Linked DNA regions of Homo sapiens: all the other regions are linked to region 1. A link is a contact called in ENCODE Hi-C or POLR2A ChIA-PET data. All regions are on one chromosome and are shown on one strand. The core of a region is the stretch at or near the end of the contact, and the rest is flanking DNA. Distances in the headings are between cores, read along the strand shown. Region 1 holds the start of TMEM131 (transmembrane protein 131). Region 2 holds the start of KANSL3 (KAT8 regulatory NSL complex subunit 3). Region 3 holds the start of REV1 (REV1 DNA directed polymerase). Region 4 overlaps TSGA10 (testis specific 10).

Region 1 (3,155 bases), core at 25-2,524:
AAAGAGGTAGTGTAGATGAAATTACACTGATTTGGTCTTCAAGATTACAAAATAATTTTTGACCCTGTCCAAGTACCCGTTTTGCAGCAGTACAATACTAATGAGATTTTTAAAATAGGGGCCAGCCCTTAACTGTAAATTATAGATAAATGCTTGCAAGCTGGCAACTTCACGTTTATTTTTAAAGGCTTTCACATCAAAGATAAAGGCACCGAATCACGTATTTTAAAATAAGAAATGTAAACAGGCTTTCAACAGCTTACTAAAGAGTTAAATGGAATTGTATTTAGGTCTAATAATAAAGTTATCAATAACGCAGAGACACTAAAGGAGGAAGCTACAGGACCAAGATTTCCCCTCGAAGAAATGTCTGAACAAATTCAAAGTGAAATTTTTTAAGCTGTGTCTCGCTATTTTTACCACATTTTAAAGTAAGCTCTGTCTGCATGCAACCAACCGCAACCAAGAAAACAGAAGTGTCCTAAAATGTACCTATTCGCCGCAATAAAGCCAAAAAATATGCCCCTCCTACCTAGCGGGCCAAGTGGCAAGAACGTACGAGAAGTCAGGAAGTTTTGAAATGGCAGTGACAGGAGACGGGGGAAGGCACGGGAAGGAATCACGGAGAGCGAAGGCCACTCCGTGCGGCGGGCGCCGCGAGGTCCCGGCTCGGGACGGTACCCGACCGCCCAACTTTGCGCCGGAGCCCCGGCCGCGGCCCTTCCTCCCGGCCCAGCCCTCCCGGCCTCCGCGAGAGCGGGGTGACAGCCCCGCCGCAGGGACGCCGCCGGGGGACACCCACCTTCCTTCTCGGCCCGCGCCGCAGCCACTACGAGGGTCATCACCAGGTGCAGCGCGCCTAGGAGGCCGGCGGCCGCGCTCCGCGGGCCCCCGCTACGGGCGGCCGCAGGTTCCAGCCCGGCCCCGGCGGACGTGGAGACGGCGGCGGTGGTGGCTCCGGTTGCTCCTCCTCCCGCCCGCTTCCCCATCCCTGCCGGCCGGGGGCCGCCGCGCTCGAGGTCCGGCGCGGCCCTTCTCGGCGAGGCGGCGGCGGCGCGGAAGCCGTGGTCCGGGCTCTGGCCGCGGCGCCGGGAGCGACAACGGTTGCGAGCCCGGGGCTCGATCTCCGAGCGTGGGCCTGGGTCCGTGCGTGCGTGTGAGCGAGAGTGTCAGTCACGGTCTTTGCCTGGGCATCGCCTACAAGCAGTCGGAGCGGAGAGGCCGCGGGTCAGGCGCGGCGGGCGGCCATACTGGAAACGGGCACGGCCCGCGAGCCCTGAGCGCTGGCCTGCGAGGGGCGGGGCGCGGCTCTGGGCACCGCCCACGCTGTGCCGACACCTGGGCTGTCCGGCGGTCAGTCTGTCCGCCCCGGAGCCCCCTGGGCCCCACCTCCTCGTCCCGCTCTCGGAGGCCTGCGGCTTCACGGCCAGACAGAACCAGGACAGAACAACCCCAGCCCGTTACCGCTACCTGGCGCAGGAGAAGGAGGGAGGCAGGCCCAGGTCCAGCTGCCAGGACTTATGATGGCGGCTTCTGCTTCGCGGAGGCGGTGTCGGCAATCACGTGGAGACGGGGCGGCCTCGCCGCGCAGCCGCCGCGTTGCGTGGGCGGGGCAGGGGCGGAGTTGCGGGGCGCTAACCTCTTCTCCGGCGCCTGGGCAATCCTCCGTGCTCTGTCCTACAGTGGTAGAGCCTTCCAGGGGTGTGAGTGCGCATACAGACCGCGAGACGAGCGCGGAAGGTCCGTTCCAGTGACTCTTCCTGGTGGCACCCCCACCTCTCGACCGCTTTGACGTCGAGAATACCCCGGGCCTGACTCAGTTCTTGATGGTGCTTCCTTGAGGATGGTGGCCCGCTGAACTCATCCTTGGGTCTTCCAAATCATGGTACCCAGGAGGAGCTTGATGGAGTCCTCTTGCCTTGGCTTGTGCCCACATTGGCGCGGAACACCTCGTGTGCAGAAAGCGTCGGTGACTCTGGATGGAGAAGGCAGGGGCAAACAGACTGCTCTTTAGAATATCCAGTAGCCGGCTTCCTCTCTCGAGGAAGAATTCTTTTTTTTCTTTTCTTTATTTTTTAATTATTTATTTATTTTTGAGACAGGGTCTGGTTCTGCCGCCCAGGCTGGAGTGCAGTGGTGCGGTCTGGGACTACAGGCACCCGCCACCACGCCACGCCAATTTTTCTTTTTCTTTTAAGAAACGCTGTCTCACTATGTTGGCCGAGCAGGTCTCGAACTCCTGGGCTCAAGCAGTCCGCCTTCCTCGGCCTTCCAGAGTGCTGGGATCACAGGCGTGAGCCACTGTGCTGGGCCCGGAAAAATTCTTAAGACGTCTGTTACCTTCACGAGCCATCTCGCGCCTCTTAGATGCCCTTTTCATCTTAGGTTGAGCTTCTTGGTGCGCATGGCTGTTGTCTCCAAGACTTAATTTAAGCTCTTGGAGGGGGTCCTTCTTTACTCATCTTAGTAACTTCCTCCCAGCTTGTAGCCCAGAGACATTTTACTTTCCTTAGCTGTATTTGTTGAGTGAGTCGATATATGTGTAAGGCCAAGTCTGCCCACAGTACGTCTCAGAACAAGCTAGATAGGAAAATAAGGTTTCAGAAAGACAAAAGGAACTCCAGAATCTACTCTATGAAGTAGTCCCCTGTGTCAAGCAAGCACTTAAATTTATTCATAAATTAATATATATTTAAATATGACCTTAGCCTAATGATTTTAAAAAGCAATTTTAGGGCAGGGCGCAGTGGCTCACGCCTGTAATCCCAGCACTTTGGTAGGCCAAGGTGGGCGGATCACCTGAGGTCAGGAGTTCGAGACCAGCCTGGCCAACATGGTGAAAACCCGTCTCTACTAAAAAATATAAAAATTAGCCGGGCGTGGTAGTGCATGCCTGTAATCCCAGCTACTCCGGAGGCAGGAAAAACGCTTGAACCCGGCAGGTGGAGGTTGCAGTGAGCCAAGATAGCGCCACTGCACTATACCCTCGACAAGAGCAAAACTCCGTCTCAAAAAATTAATCATAAGCAATTTTACTTTTTTGAATATTAGCCTTAAAATTGAGTAGTCAAATTTTATTTTGATGTAATGAAATAGGAATAATTATCTCTTAAGTTGGCGTTTAAAATGTCTGAGGCAAGAGATTTCTGGAAGGC
Region 2 (3,061 bases), core at 476-2,975, 1.4 Mb before region 1:
TGTGGGTAATCTTTTAAAATCAACTTTTCAGTCTTTTTCTTCACCAGTTAAATAACCCTCTACGATTTTCCCCTTTCCACACGTCCTACTATCTAAGTGGAATAGGTTGTCTGCTTTTCATTTGCACGTCTTGCTTTCCTAACTCTTGTTAGCTGTCTCACAGAGATAGCCACATTCAAGCCTGCTATCCTTATGCTGCTTAAGAGATGCCTGAATTTAACATCCAAATGCCTCATACAATCTCCCCCAGTCAATCCTGAGAAAATCCTCTCTAAATTCCCATCTGATCACTGCCCAGTGAGGTTACCAGCAGCCCTTAGAAGCCCCAACTCACATGGTACTTTCGTGCTGCCGCCGGGGAGTGACAAAGAGCATGCGGGTGGGGCGGGCACTACTGGCATCTGGGTGGGCACTCCAAGGCTTGGCATAGCTATGATCCAGAAAAACCAGGTCCAGCTCCCGTTCATGCACTGAAAGCTGGAAGAGCAGCGAGGTGCCCATGCGTCGAGCTGAAGTCTGGAAGTCCCTCTCCCCACCCCGGTGGGCCATGTCAGTGGAGGGGCAGAAAGTCAGAGCATGGGTATCTGCATGCTAGTCACCTGCAGTGAAAAGTTTCAGTTTAGGTCAATTCCAATATCCTAAATTTCTCCCAATCTACACCATCTAACATGCTTACTTTTGTAACCTACTATCATTCCTATTGAGTATCCATTTCACGGCAGACCTCTGGTGGGGACGGTTCGTGGAATCCCACACCAACACCAAAAAAAAAGAAAAAAAAAACTATGGTGCCACGAGTTGTCCCATACTCAACCTCTAGCGAACTGAAATTACCTAACGGGAGAGCTCACCGACCCCAAGGTTCAGAAAGACCTCGCGTGGACAGACAGTAAACTTGCTTGGCCAGCACCACTTCCTAGGTGGGCAGGAAGGGTTTTGACAAACAGGAAATCACAAATATGAATTCGTTGAAAGCTAAGGATCTCTGTTGCTTCACACCATCCTCTAACGACAATGCGAAGGGAGCCGGGGCCGCAGCTAGAGCGTGGGCACCCCTAAAGGGCAGGGCAACGCCGGCCTCAAAAAAGCGAATCCCAGCTAGGGCTCCACTTCTTCAAGCCTCTCGTATTGTGCGAAACAAAAGTTCTGTTAAGTACTTCGTAATATTCCAGAGTTGTTTACATAAAAATGAAAACTGCCCCCCCAACAAAGCCTGTGACAAAATGATCCCCGTGGAAGCCCTTTCACCCTCACCCCCAGTGAGGCGTCCCTAGCAAACCGCCCAGGACCCCGGCTGCCCCGCAGGCGTTCCCGCCACTGAGCCTCCACACGGCCCATCTAGGAGACAGGGCTATGACTCGCATTTTACAGACGAAGTCGCCAGCTCGGGGAACTGAAGCGATTTGGCCAAGGTCATCCAGAGTTCGCGACGAGGAGGAGCCGCCTGGCCCCCGCCTCCCGCCTCCCGCTCCCTGGGGCAGGGCTCGGCGTCCGCGTCACGGAGGCCCAGACGCGGCCCCTGCCAGCCCGCCCCCGGCCCGACCCGCCCCGCCCGACCAGCACCGGCAGCCGGCCCTAGCCCGGGCCCCCGCATGCCCCGGGAGCCCTGAAGCCCTCGCCGAGACCCCCGGCCGTCCCAACCACGGCCGCGATCCCCACGGCCCGCCACTCCCCTCGAAGCCAACGCTGCTCTCACCCGCGGTCTTACGGCCGCGCGCTCGGCCACGGCCGGATCCCTAAGCGCGTGCGCGTTAACGCCTCCACGCCCCGGCGCTGCGGGCACCGAGTAAAACGCGGAAGCGGGTTACGGCCTGGGAAGGGAGAGGCGGTGAGCGGCAAAGCCCGGAACGGATGAAGCTCCGGCGCCTCTGTCCGGAAGAGGAGAGCCAAGAACACGCGAGCATGTCCGAAGCAGAAAGTCAACAACTAGGCTGGAGTTTCCCCCTCGCGCATATTCAGTAGGGAAAGCGAGGGCGGAGGACTAGGCTGGCTTCTACGGCCCCAGTTCTCGCCACCCCCACCGTGTTGGTCCTTTGTGCCCTCTGGGCGGTCGAGCACCCAACGGTCCACCTCCACCAGGGCAGCCACCTGAATTTACTCATTAAGAATTTACCTAATGTGGCTCACGCCTGTAATCCCAGCGCTTTGGGAGGCCTAGGCGGGAGGACCTCTTGAGCTCAGGAGTTTGAGATGAGCCTGGCCAATATGATGAGACCCCCGTATCTACAAAAAATTTTAGAAATTAGGTGTGTGTGATAGTGGTGTATGCCTGTAGTCCCAGCTACCCGGGAGGCTGAGGTGGGAGGATCACTTGAGTCTGGGAGGTCCAGGCTGCAATGAGCCATGGTTGCACCACTGCACTCCAGCCTGGACGACGGAGTGAGACTACGTCTCAAAAAAAAAAAAAAAGAATTTTGTTACTGACCCTAGATTGTTTTGTGTGGTTAACTTTCCTATGTGTTTTGTGTAGAGAGAGTAGATCCTCAAAATCAGGGACATTAACCTTTGTATCCTCCAGAGAACATACACCCAGAACATAGGTAATTGTTCAAATGTTGACTGATCAATAATTGGTTATTTGGTTGACTGACTGACAACATGACATCAAGAGACATGAGACAAGACAGCAAGAGACATGGTTCAAGATGATAAATCTCACCCGGGATCTGTGGCTCATGCCTATAATCCCAGTACTTTGGGAGGCCAAGGTGGGAAGATTGCTTGAGCCCAAGAGTTCAAGACTAGCCTGCACAAAACAGTGAGACTTCGTTTCTATTTAAAAAAAGAAATGGCCGGGTGCGGTGGCTCACGCCTGTAATCCCAGCACTTTGGGAGGCTGAGGAGGGTGGATCACGAGTTCAGGAGTACAAAACCAGCCTGGCCAACATAGCGAAATCCTGTCTCTACTAAAAATACAAAAATTAGCCAGGTGTGGTGGCGCATGCCTGTAATCCCGGCTACTCGGGAGGCTGAGGTGGGAGAATCTCTCAAACTCAGGAGGCAGAGGTTGCGGTGAGCCAAAATCGCGCCATTGCACTCCAGCCTGGGCGACACAGCAAGA
Region 3 (3,213 bases), core at 346-2,845, 1.5 Mb after region 1:
CTACAACAAAAGATAGGAGTTTGGTACAGACTCTACCCTCAAAAGGTCCTACACAGTAAGAGAAGACAGGGCTAAAAAGATAAACGCAACACAGGAAAAGGCGCAAATAGCCTAAGAATTGAATGGAAGAGAGCCTTGTATACTGGAGAATGATTCCTGGAAGAGGAACTTTAGGTGAGCTCTTAAGTGTCCAGTACAGGAAGGCAGGGAACAATACGCAGCACTGGTCCCTGCACGGGCAAACCCAAGAATATGTGTGAAAGGTTGGTGGACAGATAGATGGTTCCCACAGGCTGATTTGCTACATACAGAACTCCATAGAAAGAACCAAGGTTATGGTTGGTCCTACCCTACCTAAACAGGAAATGGCTTATTCTCGGAGACTAAAGTGCCAAGTCCGGAAAGACCAGACAGATACACAGAATTACAGACTGTTACATAAAGTCCTTAATAGTTACAAGCCCTTGTTGTGCTATGTGCTAGTCTGCATTATTTTCACCTAAATGAAACCATTTCTACTTAGTACATGGCGTGAGAAGACGTGGAGATAAAGAGAATTAGCAGACGTATATTATCTGCAATTTATCTTACGGAGGAGTACATTAAGGAGTGTTATGTGAGATTATTTCTTTACAAACTGAGAATAGGTAGGAAGAGCAGCGAAACACAGCGCGGCTCGGTGCGCCCAGAGCGGCGTCACTGTAACAGTACAGAAGTGGGCAAGGGGCTCTCGGAAGGACAGTTGGGGAACGGCGCCCAGCGTATTTAGCGAACGGACAAGCAGCAAGGAAAAACAAGGGAGCAACAACCGCCTTCGGACATTCCGACCGGTTCTGGGATGCACCGGGGACGTCGAAGGCGGGGTGCGGAAAAACGCTGTGGCTGGAGTGCGGGTGGGAGCGGCGGCTCGACCGGGTCGACATTCTACAAACGCTTGTGGAACGAACGCCCGAACGCGCGCGTGAATGAATGGCGCGGAACTGAATGGCCGGCCGAGGCGCCGGCGCAGGAGGAAGGAGTTTGCGGCGCGGTCTGACCGGGCCGGCGGGATGCGGCCGGGCGCGGAGGGAAGGGCCGCTGCGCCAGGGGTCGGCGCGGGGCGGCCCATGGGGCTGGCGGCGGCGCGGGGCCGGCCGCGCCATGACGGAAGGGAAGGGGAGGGGAGGTCACACATTACATAACCCGGCGGCTGCGAGCGTCAGGGGAAGGCGCCGTGGACAGCCCAGGCCGCGACAGGACGGCCGCGGGCCGGGGCCGGGGCGACGCACCCCTCCCCCGCGCCACCTCAGGCCGACCGCGCTCTGGCCGCTGCCGGGCGGGTCTGCGGCGCCTCCGGGCGACGCGTGTCCGATCCCGCCCCTCCCCCACCCCGCCGCCGGCCCGGGGGTCGCTCACCTTCCGCGTTGCCCCAGACCACCATGCCCGGGCCCGGCGGCCTTCTCCGGCCTTGCGGACCCCGGCCCCGCCGCCGCCAGTGCCCTCGCCAGGGACCAGGGAGGAGGGCCGGGGGAAGGCAGCCCCACCGCTGAGCAGCGCCGCGGTCCACGCTCCCCCACGCTCGCGGCAACCAACCCCGCGCGCGCTCCGCGGTGGCTCTCCGCCCCTCCCCCTCCGGTTAGCGCGCGCGCCGCAGCCACGCCCCCTAGCGTTCCGCGCGCGCTCCCCGGCCCCGCTCGCGCTCACAGCCGCGCGGCGCACGCGCTCTGCTCCCCCCGGCCCGGGGCGACCCCAGCCTCGGGCGTAGCACCGCGGCGCCCGGCGTCGGCCTCCGTGTTCCTCCCCTCCCCGGCCCCGCCCTGTTGTTCTGCAGCCGCCCGCAAGGGGCAGCGCCTGGGCGGCACGTGACCGTCTCGCTAGCTGGGCGGAGGGGAGCGCAGCGCGGGCCCGCCCACGCACTGCGCCGCCTGCCCGCCCGTCCTGCTCCGGTCACCCCCGCGCTTCGTTGACCGGGTCGCGGCTCTTCGGTTGCCATTCGGACAGCGCGCCGCTCCGTGCACAGCGAGTCCCCGCGCCTGCCCCGCCTTGGGGCTCCCCAGTGGGGAAGGACACAAGTGCAGACACTGACCGGGCTTCAAACCCCGGTACTGTGTGAAGATGCGCCAGACGCCCGGGTTCCCTCCTTAAGCAATTGATTTACAGTGACATCTAGTGGAGAAAGGGACACACATGAACTGACATTTTCCTATGTCCAGAGCAACCGAGAACCACGGCCCACTCAGGTTCGCGGGAAGGAGCACTGCGCCACGGCGTTTTCGGGATTCGTGGCCTGCTCCCGCAGGGCACAGACACTATCTTCTGTCCTTTGAGTGCCCGGGCAGCATTGCGCCTGAGTATTTGTAAACGGAGGGCCGGTATCCCATCCCATGTACAGCGCTGGAGTTACCCGAGAAAGCAGTTTTCTATGAATATAAAAATAATATCCTATATTATGTATGCGTAAGTACAATTCTAATTGAGGGCCTTCTAGCAGAAAACAATCCGTCCATAAGGACCACTTTCTCCCTCTTGGCAGGGTCGCTTTGAAGACTCCACATTGTTACATAATAGTCTTTATTGTTGTAATGCACAAACATGAAGATACTTTTTTCCCACTCATTCCCTTGCCTAAAATGCTTCAGAGTTTGCAGGTACTTAGGAAACAATCAGTATTCTTTTGAAAACTGATTTGCAGAGTTGGAACTTGTTTACTAGCAACACAGAGAATACTCAAATAGCTCATTTCTTTCCCTTTCAGTTTTTTGCCATTTTATAGACTTCTATAAATGCACTTCAACTTCAGTATTCTCGTCGCTAATCCAACGAATTTAGATTGCATACTTTTCAAAGACGTCATAATTTAAAACAAATTGCGTAATTGCTTTCTTTTCTTTTCTTTTCTTTTGAGACGAAGTTTTGCTCTTTTGCCCAGGCTGGAGTGCAATGGCGCGATCTCGGCTCACTGCAACCTCCGCCTCCCAGGTTCAAGTGATTCTCCCACCTCAGCCTCCCGAGTAGCTGGGATTACAGGCATGCGCCACCATGCCCGGCTAATTTTTGTATTTTTAGTAGAGAGGGGGTTTCACCATGTTGGCCAGGCTGGTCTGGAAGTCCTGACCTCAGGTAATCCACCAGCCTTGGCATCCTAAAGTGCTAGGATTATAGGCGTGAGCCACCGTGCCTGCCCATAATTTTAACAGACTCACGACCAGTTGCCGACTGCAACACCAGGAGGTC
Region 4 (3,095 bases), core at 226-2,725, 1.1 Mb after region 1:
GTTTCTAATTTTAACAAATGCTAATGATTGTTCTGGATGTAGGGTAGATAAGAGATTGTAGAAGAATCAAAGTATAAGGAGAATGGTTAGCATGCTACAATTCACAGTACATTTAAATAATTTACGTGTTTGTTCATACATTTAATTTATGGAAGGCCAAACAAAACTCTTTTAAATATGATGCAGGATGTATTATAAGCATATTTTTCCAAACTTACTTGCTCAACCTCTCTGTTGAGGGAATCTACTTTTTCTTTTAATCTGTTACCCTCTGCCTCAGCAGTGATAAGTTCCAGTTTGAGGGTATTGTTATCTGCCTCTGATTGACGGGCTTTATTTTCCCAGTTTTCAGCATCTTCATTGGCTTTTCGAAGTTGTTCCATCATTTGCCGGTTCTCAGATTCCTGAAAAGCAAACTTTAGCTATTACTTTAAAATGCTGAACATATGATAAAAATTAAACATTATTATCCAAGTCATTGGGAATTCACTTGCCATGAGAAGCGTTTATAATAGAACCCTGAGGAAATATATCTATACTCTTAGTTTAGAAAACAGGTCATCCTGTAATTAACAAAGACTGCAATCAGCATCTGCCCTGGCTCCTGAGTAACACTCAGTGAACACTAGTAAATAGTAAATTTAGGTAAATTACTCTTTTCTTCAAGACCTGAATGAATTTGTTCTTATATTTCCTTTTGTTTGAAGTCCTCCACAGCCTGCTTTTCCCATATGTCTGCTTACTGACTACTTGCTGGTCTGGATTCTGAGCCTCTGACCTTTCGTACTGGTGTATTCCCTTGTTCTTGACCAATTTACCGGGCTGTGCTGGCTACAGAGCTTCTGAGTACTTGCATATTTTAAATGTCAGCTTCTGATAATTTCCTGTCTGGTGTCTGCCTTTTATTCATAGCCCCAGCCTTAATTATCTTGATCATGAACTGTTCTATGATTATCTTTTACCTGCTAGTCTAGTAACTTTCCCTGCCAGTCTAGTAACTTTCCTGAAATTGCTCAGAAGTAAACTATCAAACCTATGCCAATAAACACTAGTTGTAAATATGCATTCATGTATAAATTGAGCATACAATAAGAACCAGATTTTTTGAACTTTCAAAATTCTATCATGAGCAGAGTAACTGAAGTAGGGTCTGATTTCTAGTAGGGAAATAAGGAGGGAAAAAAATTCAGCTCCACAAACAATATAATAGACCGAGTAATCATTATTAGGCTATTTAAAAAAATATTTTATTATGGTTTGGTGAATTCATTCTAAAAAATTAGTTGTAATTTTGGTAATTTTTTAAAAGGCACTAGATCTCTTTCTCTCCTGTTAATAAATAGTGCACGTCCCTATCAGAAATCCTGGGCTAAATAAAATGACCAAATTGCAATAAATAATGTCTAATACTCCTTTCAAATCAGATAAGCCATTTCCTGATTATGTTTACTGGTGGAAATTCAGCTAATATTGCCACCTTGTGGCCTCTAATGTGAAAGATCTTTGCCAAGTCTGTGTTAGTCAACAATATACTAAACTACCTTATTGGCTTTCAAGATTCAGATACTCCAACTGTGTCAGCAGGAACCTGATATGTGTTTTCCATGATTGTACTAACAATCATAGTTGTGTACAGAGTATGTACTTGGAGGGTGCTTGTACAATATACTTAAACGAATTGTATTCACATTGATCTTTACCCTCTTTAACTTTGTGCAGTACTTACTGTCTATGTCATTCACTTAAAACTGCCTTACAGCTTTGTGTTGCTAGGTGTGGATGTAAAGCCTCCCTGATAACACCTTGTATTTCTCTAAAGCAGGAACCATTTTTATATTAAATTTAGTTCTGTGACCAGGTAGTACATTATTCAAAGTGAAAAGGGATTCCGTAGAATGTCTCTCCTGTCCTCCAACCACCCAGTGCTCCCTCCTTCTTGGCAAGCAGAAAGCATATTTTACCCTTTTTCATATCCTCCCATAGAGGCCAGAGCAGTGTTGAGCATGAGAGGCAACACTATAAAGAAAATGAAACTGTTCTTTGGTATTCTCTATTTCCTGCTTTCAGGATCTCTTTACTTCTATATGGTGCCTCCCCTGTATCCACAGCTCCCTCTGGCCACCCACAAGTCTCACTGCAACACTCCGTAGGCCTCAGCTGGAATCCTTTGCATTTCTTGCCTAAATTATGGTTACAACCTCTTCTAACTGCTCTCTCCACTTCTGATTTTGTTACCCTTCTGGTTTATTCTTGACGTTTCCAAAATAAACTTCCTAAAAGGCAATCCTTAAATAACTTATATGTTTTAGTTCTAACAAAAGCTTCTGAAAATAGGGTTCAAAGAAGGTCTTTCTTACCTCTCCTTTATCATCCACTTGTACACACTACTCTACCTACAGGACCTACTTTTTCCCCTACACCTTTGCTCATGTTGTTCCCACTGCCTGGCAGTCATTCTGTTTCCTCTCCATTTTTCATCTCTGGCACTCCAGCACCTAGCACGCTGCATGAATGAGTGAATGAATGAAGTACTCCACACTTCTTGATGGTCTATCCCTATCAAAATGGATCCGTGGTTCATTCTCTCCGGGCCTGCATCCATCCAGTGTTATGCAATCTCATAAACAAATTCATACTAGGATGCTAAAATCCCCAGCACTTCGGAAGGCCGAGGTGGGAGGATCACTTGAGCCTAAGAAGCTTGATGTGTGATGTCTGAAAATATAATTCTAGAATCTAAAAGTTATAATCCCTAATGGTGGAATTTCAGGTAATGTTACTAACAGACAAGGGAGATAAAGGGAAGTGTTTAACACTGGCTGAAAGCTTACTATGTTAAATGTTGCTCTGGGGTGAGTGCAGTGGCTCATGCCTGTAATCCCAGCACTTTGGGAGGCCGAGACAGGTGGATCACTTCAGGTCAGAAGTTCGAGACCAGACTGGCTAACATGGCGAAACCCCGTCTCTACTAAAAATACAAAAATTAGCCGGGCATGGTTGCATGCACCTGTAACCCCACCTACTCAGGAGGCAGGAGAATCGCTTGAACATGGGAGGCAAAGGTTGCAGTGAGCCACGATTGCACCACTGCACTC

What was found. A loop is a pair of places that touch in the nucleus more often than their neighbours do. ChIA-PET counts read pairs that join two places held with the same protein, here RNA polymerase II (POLR2A). Pooled maps may share reads with other maps.
Region 2: a map of CD4-positive, alpha-beta T cell shows a loop between it and region 1 (9-fold over the local background). The contact joins the promoter of KANSL3 here to the promoter of TMEM131 in region 1. A Hi-C loop is called at or near these places in 2 of 168 maps with a recorded cell type or tissue (CD4-positive, alpha-beta T cell and CD4-positive, alpha-beta memory T cell) and 2 of 50 pooled maps.
Region 3: a map of CD8-positive, alpha-beta T cell shows a loop between it and region 1 (20-fold over the local background). The contact joins the promoter of REV1 here to the promoter of TMEM131 in region 1. A Hi-C loop is called at or near these places in 2 of 168 maps with a recorded cell type or tissue (CD8-positive, alpha-beta T cell and naive thymus-derived CD4-positive, alpha-beta T cell) and 12 of 50 pooled maps.
Region 4: a loop to region 1 is called in a map of naive thymus-derived CD4-positive, alpha-beta T cell, with 5 times the contacts of the local background. The contact joins the enhancer-like site here to the promoter of TMEM131 in region 1. A Hi-C loop is called at or near these places in 1 of 168 maps with a recorded cell type or tissue (naive thymus-derived CD4-positive, alpha-beta T cell) and 2 of 50 pooled maps. POLR2A ChIA-PET finds 5 or more read pairs at or near these places in 1 of 52 experiments (Panc1).

What each region holds. Positions count from the first base shown.
Region 1 is chr2:97,994,674-97,997,828 of GRCh38, forward strand. TMEM131 (transmembrane protein 131) reads right to left here and starts at 1,275. Exons shown (of 41, transcript NM_015348.2): 1 at 803-1,275. The coding sequence starts at 989. It overlaps LOC124905591 (a long non-coding RNA gene), which reads left to right and starts at 2,970. Exons shown (of 2, transcript XR_007087148.1): 1 at 2,970-3,155. RefSeq lists silencers at 565-1,124, 1,235-1,484 and enhancers at 1,021-1,534, 1,705-1,984.
Region 2 is chr2:96,636,587-96,639,647 of GRCh38, forward strand. It overlaps KANSL3 (KAT8 regulatory NSL complex subunit 3), which reads right to left and starts at 1,726. Exons shown (of 21, transcript NM_001115016.3): 1 at 1,697-1,726; 2 at 335-599. The coding sequence starts at 549. RefSeq lists a silencer at 1,446-1,655.
Region 3 is chr2:99,488,422-99,491,634 of GRCh38, forward strand. It overlaps REV1 (REV1 DNA directed polymerase), which reads right to left and starts at 1,596. Exons shown (of 23, transcript NM_016316.4): 1 at 1,396-1,596. RefSeq lists silencers at 1,071-1,150, 1,221-1,320, 1,431-2,100 and an enhancer at 1,534-2,419.
Region 4 is chr2:99,064,721-99,067,815 of GRCh38, forward strand. It overlaps TSGA10 (testis specific 10), which reads right to left. Exons shown (of 21, transcript NM_025244.4): 16 at 219-404. Among named protein-coding and RNA genes, the nearest start is that of C2orf15, 75 kb to the right of the region's middle. Within about 2 kb of position 1,476, at least 9 of the 41 ENCODE cell types and tissues checked have a DNase peak (open chromatin) inside an H3K27ac peak, as active enhancers do.